Regions from separate parts of the Homo sapiens genome. Here region 1 is linked to region 2. Evidence: chromatin loops called from intact Hi-C (ENCODE). Cell type or tissue: heart left ventricle. All regions are shown on one strand. Each heading gives the region's core, and the rest is flanking DNA. Links, peaks and the distances in the headings are about the cores only. Region 1 overlaps LOC124901480 (a long non-coding RNA gene). Region 2 overlaps SLC35F1 (solute carrier family 35 member F1).

Evidence for each region. Peaks named below come from ENCODE experiments on the same cell type or tissue, not always from the same donor. Only the 100,000 strongest peaks of a DNase experiment are listed, where the experiment ranks them.
Region 1: it touches region 2 in a loop (7-fold over the local background); 1 of 110 quality-filtered maps calls a loop at or near these places.

The regions. Positions count from the first base shown.
Region 1 is chr6:117,903,570-117,906,490 of GRCh38, reverse strand. It overlaps LOC124901480 (a long non-coding RNA gene), which reads left to right. Exons shown (of 2, transcript XR_007059904.1): 1 at 1-215; 2 at 674-832. Among named protein-coding and RNA genes, the nearest start is that of SLC35F1, 2.2 kb to the left of the region's middle. In heart left ventricle, for the core only: no CTCF peak of the experiment used is centred there; no DNase peak of the experiment used is centred there; H3K27me3 peaks cover 2,388 bases.
Region 2 is chr6:117,979,167-117,982,087 of GRCh38, reverse strand. All of the region lies in intron 1 of SLC35F1 (solute carrier family 35 member F1), which reads right to left. Among named protein-coding and RNA genes, the nearest start is that of SLC35F1, 73 kb to the right of the region's middle. In heart left ventricle, for the core only: no CTCF peak of the experiment used is centred there; no DNase peak of the experiment used is centred there.

The sequences.
Region 1 (2,921 bases), core at 219-2,718, 76 kb after region 2:
TTGGACCATATTTCTACCAATGGAAACTGACTCTCTGTCCCGGGCATTCTTATACCAATTGATCCGGATCCCAATTAATAATCGATTCTTGAAAGAGAGATATTTTTCAAATTTTCCTTTATTTAGACTGTTTAGATAGGGATCTTGCCTTGAAAAATGATATGCATTTTAAAAAACTCTTCGCTTCAGTGCAGGGAATTGAGTAAGTTTAACAGGTAAGTTTGTTCACACAAAGGCATGCTGATACCACTACTGAATCCAAATGCTCTGAAACCAGCAAATTAAAAATACCAGTGATAGGATTTGCCACTGAGAGAGGGAATTGGGGAGAAAATAACACTCAAAAAAGGAATGGACTATGTCCTTTCAACAGAGGAGAAAAGGAATATGGAAGGATATAAATAAGATGGGATTCTTTGTTCAGTTAACAAGGTCCAATTCCTTTAACAAAATTCGGAGTCTTTTTTTAATCATCAAAAATATGAGAAAACGGGTATTTGCAAAATCTCTTCAATCTATATTTCAATTCTGTAAAACCTACTTGCTACCTGAAATATCCCTGAGGTTTCTTTCTACAGAAATTAACCCCAATTGGAACATTTTCCCTTTTATAATTAAAATGTCGTCCTGTTCTTTCTCAACAACCTTTCATTCTCTGATTTTTCCACCTCAGATTTGCACAGGACACTCTGAAGAATTATTACAAACAGGACCAAGGCTTGTAGCCTCTTGGGCATTAAAATTCCAATAGTGGCAATAAATTTACCCTTAGTGGACCCACCGAATGTAGCAGACATGAATAAAATGCACTTCAGCTGAACCTGGCAGCAAATCGTGGTAGAAGTCTCTCTATTAAAACAACATTTATGGTAATTTCAGGTGTCTGCCTTGAATAACTGGTTGCTTCAGTGCCCTCTTCCTTCACATTTGGCTTGCCTCCCTTTGAATGTTTTTGGCACATCACGACTCAGTGCTGTGTCTGCACTTCAATGTCTGCATTTGCATCTGGTCATTTCTCTAGAGGGACTACTAAATCCAAATGCTCTACATCTCCTCTGAGTCAGGAAGGGAGAAAACCAAGATGAAAGAACAACAAGATGAGAGATGTAAAATTTCGATCTTGTTGGTAAGACCTCAATGCAGACTCAAGCCTTATGCTTTTGTTACTCCATTTCTGGGGGAATACAGCATCAGATCCCTTCTTATCCTCTGATTCTGTACTCCATGCTCATTTCTTAGAAAGTAGCTAACCGCCAAGTGTGTTGGTGTGTGCCTGTAGTCCCAGCTACTCTTAATGCTAAGACAGGAGGATGGCTTGAGCCCAGGAGGTAGAGGCCAGCTTGGGCAACATAGCAAGACACCATCTCTAAAAGAAAAAAATATTTAAGTAGCTAGATAACATTTGTGAAGTAAGTAAACAGGAGTCAAATGTCCAAGTGTCATAATGGTGTGTCTGACATGAAATTAAACATAAAAGATGTAGAAAAGGGCTGCTTCCCTTTTTCCTGCTGCAAGACTTTTGTCCATCCCTGACCTCAAAATCAGTTCACGAGCTCTGACCAAAAGGAAGGGAGATGAAGGCAATGGGCTAAGGATCTGTATGTAGTTTTCAGTGGTGGCATGTGGGTTCCAGGGACATGCCTACTTCTCAGTTTACCTCCTCTTTGTCAGCTGTGGTTAGTGGTATGATGCTATTGCAGAATTTCCATGCCACAAAAAATTCTGCCTCTCTTACCATTATATCACCCGAATTTCTCTTCAGGCACAGACTAGTTCTGTTGAATTCCTTAAGGAAGCAGAAGTTGGCTATCAGCTATACCTTCTTTAGTGTTTCTCATTTTGAAGACATGTCCACTGATGTGGGGAAGAGTGAAGTTTGGCCTATGTCAGAGTCACCAGGCACTGACTAATCTGTTTAGCATAGACTGCACCTGTGCACGTTATTGAGAAAAAAGCTTCACAGTCATGCACCAGAGGTAACTGATGATCCTCCCCAAATTGCTGAACAACTATCTGGAATTGCTTGTGCTGCTGCAAATGACCAGTGGCCATATGCTTTCCCCGTATCATTCTTTTAATCTTTTTCTTTATCTCCTAAGTCAGATTGAATCTTCTCAACATGTAGTACTGAATCTATGGCCTCCAGAATGATAGAGCTTTGTGGTTTTGATTCACATAATAGAACTTGAATGGGAGAGAAAGCCAGGCAAAACTGGTGAAAAATTTGTGGAGAGGGGAAATGGCAGAGGAGTAGAATGGGTAAATCAATTTACATCCAAGAAATGGATACAATAATTGGCATGTTAAAGCACAGAACTTCAGTGAACAATCATCATCAATGAAGATAGTCTATAAATGGTATTAGTGGATATGAAAATATGCACAGAGCAGGGAAACAGACACTAGGCAACAGATATCAAAGACTGTTCACACATTCTACACGATGTTTCTGTTTATGTAATTTTTTTGTTTTGCATTTTGGAAACTTATTCCTTTGGAGTAAACCCAGAATACTGTGTAGGTTTATAATTGACCTTTTTGCTAAGAGAGATGGAGGATTAGAGATTAGTGCTGTTAGTTGTGGATAAGGGCTAATTTTGCAGAGTCAGACTACATTTTGATGAGTTTAAAATTTCTAAGTATTATTTGCAGAGTATTCCATGTCCAAAAGCCTGGTTTGGTATGTCTTTGTCATGGTGACATGGTAAGTCTCTGTTGACAGGAAGTTTGCCACATTCAGTGAAGGAATTATTCAGTAGTATCAATTTCCTCTAAATGAGTAGGATTATCTTAATATCCTAAGATATTAGGAAAAAATTCTATAGATGATGATATCTCAGAAGCGCTTACTATTTTACATACAATCAGTTATCAAATATCTGAATAAGGGAGAAAGATCCTTATACAAACATCAATTATTT
Region 2 (2,921 bases), core at 122-2,621:
GTTGTAATAGATCACAGATTAAATATGAATCTCGTATTTTTGTATTCTTAAAAGCATAAGCATGGAGCTGTGATCTTGAAACATACAGAGAATGCAATGCCTAGCTTGTCAGACTGACATCAGAATCCTTAACATCCATCAGGCAGCAGAGGCACCATGGAGTCTATGGAGAATTTCTCCCTGCCCCAAAATGATTTCTTGGGAAAAAATAAGAAAAAAAGGCAATGTAAAAACAATGCTGATAACTACTGTAAAAGATTGGGATTATAAAAGAATAGTGTAGGTTGTGGTATGAATATACAAAAAAAAGTCTTTGACCACTGTTACATAGTTTAACAGAGTTTAGAAAATGTAAAGCTTAACATTAACTCCAAAAATAAAACATTAACCATTAACTATATTCCACTTCACGTAGCCTCTTTTTCTTTTCATGACTGCTTGCCGTCCCACGTACTTCAGCCCCTATAAACATGCAGAAGCCCTCCAATGATGCTTGGGAATAGAACCATACAGAGGCATTTCAATAATGTAATCCCACTAAGTTATTTAAATGCCCTGTCAACTCCCAGCACTCCCTGATGTCACCTCCCTCAATCCTCCCTCATGCACTGTGACAACACCATGGAAGCCTCTCCACTCAGCCTTCCTGCAGTCACTTTCTCTTGCTCCCTTCTCCATCTTAAATGTTCTAAGAACTCTACTCTCAGTTTTATATACTCCATTCTCCCTGGATGGCCTCCTCCAGTACCATAGCTTCAGCCATCAGCTATATTTGGGTAATGATCACATCTCCAACACCATCTCCATGTCTCCAGCATCATCTCCACGACTCCAGCACCATCTCTCTCCTGCCCTCCAGATCAGGATTTCCAGCATCTCCAACTGCATCTTCCACCTCTGAGCCAACATGACCAAAATACAAAACACCTGTGCAACCTCAGTCTCCTATCTTACTTAATGGCAACCCAAAATACCCTTTTTACATGGAAACAGGGAATCTCCTTTTGCCCTACAACCAAAGCTTTCTCAAACTCATCTCTTCCTCTCCTTTCCCCACCTCTGCTTCTGCTGCATACTTTTATCATAGACCACTAACTGGTATTCCTACATTTTGAGGGTTTTTTTTCCCAAAATTCAGAACTGATTATGTCACTTTATTGCTTACAATCACCCAGGGTTCCCTGTTGCCACAGGATAACTCTAAACATTTTTGCAATATCCCTCCCACTACCTTAAATGCTCTCTGGGCCTAGCTGTTGAACTCCTCCACTTTCATCAAGATTTAACTCAGATGTCACCTCCTTTGAAAAACCGAATAGTCCCCACAAAATTGATTCTCTTTCACAGACTCTTCAGTAATCATATGACACTTTATAAATATTTCTAGTTAGTCTTTACTACAGTGTACTCTGATTACTTATTTCATGTGTATATTCACTTTAAAATTTGAGCTCCCTAAAGTCAGAGACCTTATAAGCCCAACAGCCAACACAGTGCCAAGGATATAGGGTACTAATAATTGTCTGATAAATGAGAATGAAAACAGAAACTCCTTTCTGTTCCATTTTCTCTTTATCTTATATCCAGTAACATTTCTAGAAATTGTAATATCCTCCAATGAAATGTATTTTGAATTAGTCAGGCACCTCAACATATACAACATTAGAACTGGATGTTCAACCTAATTCTTGTAATTCTACAATGTAATCAGGGGCTTTGTGAAATGGGAATAATTAGGCTTTCTTCAAAGACAATCAAGGGTGCTTGTACCTCCTGCCACCCCTTACATTTCTTTAATGATGTGCATCCTGGAATCCCAGATTTAGCAGAGGTTTTGGAGGTCTAGCCCATCTGATCACCCAAACCTCAGTGGGAGGTTTACTTATGTAGATTTCTGAAGTTTCCCCCCTCACACATTGTCTCAAAATCAACGATGTTGAGAACACCTCACAAACAGAGTCTGCAATCTTACACATGAGGCTCTAGACAAGGTTCCATGGTTACCATAAACATATAAAACAGAAACCCATTCGATGAGTAAAAAGAATCAGAGGCCTCAAACTCAACACGGGTAGAAGAAATTTCACAACTGTGCTAACAGCAACTTTTTACTACAGTAAAGGGAAAAAAATTCTGATAAGTAATTCTTGCTGGCACAGTTAGGAGAAACATGAATCAGATACTCCTGATGAGATGTACAAAGTGCTCCATCATCCCATCATGCTGGGAAACAAAAGGCTCCAATATTGAAAACATCATCAGCTGGATCCCATGGATACAAGTTAAGGAACAATGACATTGATGATCGCGCAGCACATCCTATGGAAGCAGAACTGGATTTTCTCTTTTCTCCTACAACAGACCCTCTTACATGACTTTGGACTAAGAGCCACAGAGAAGAAAAGAAAGACATAATTATAAAATTTTAACTCTCTGTGCTTTAAGAAGAGTGTTTTAAGCAAGATTTTCTCTTTTTGATGTAAAGGCAGAACACAGCAGGATTGGGAACATACCAGTATGCTGATTACTAGAGAGCAAGCTGTGTTAGTGAAATAAAAAGCACTATTAATATTTTCTAGATGCAGGTTAGGTAAAATGAATGTATCTGAAGTCTACTTCTGTTGGAAAAAGGAAAAACATCGTGAGGCAAAACCAATCCTTAAGCTATACCTGCTGATATTTGCTTTACACCACAGTTAAATCTTAACAGTATTCAAGGGACCAGAAACTAGCCTCTGACTCATAAGAAAATCTTCCAATGGGGTAACGGAGGGTTGTGATATTATGGACTGTACAAAGAAAAGCTCTCCAACCTGAGCCCTGTTCCACCACCAACTTTGGGAATTATAATTAACTGAAGCTTTTTTGACACAGGAGGTGATGTCCAAGCAAGGTGTAAGTTTGGGGGATGTGGTGGGGAG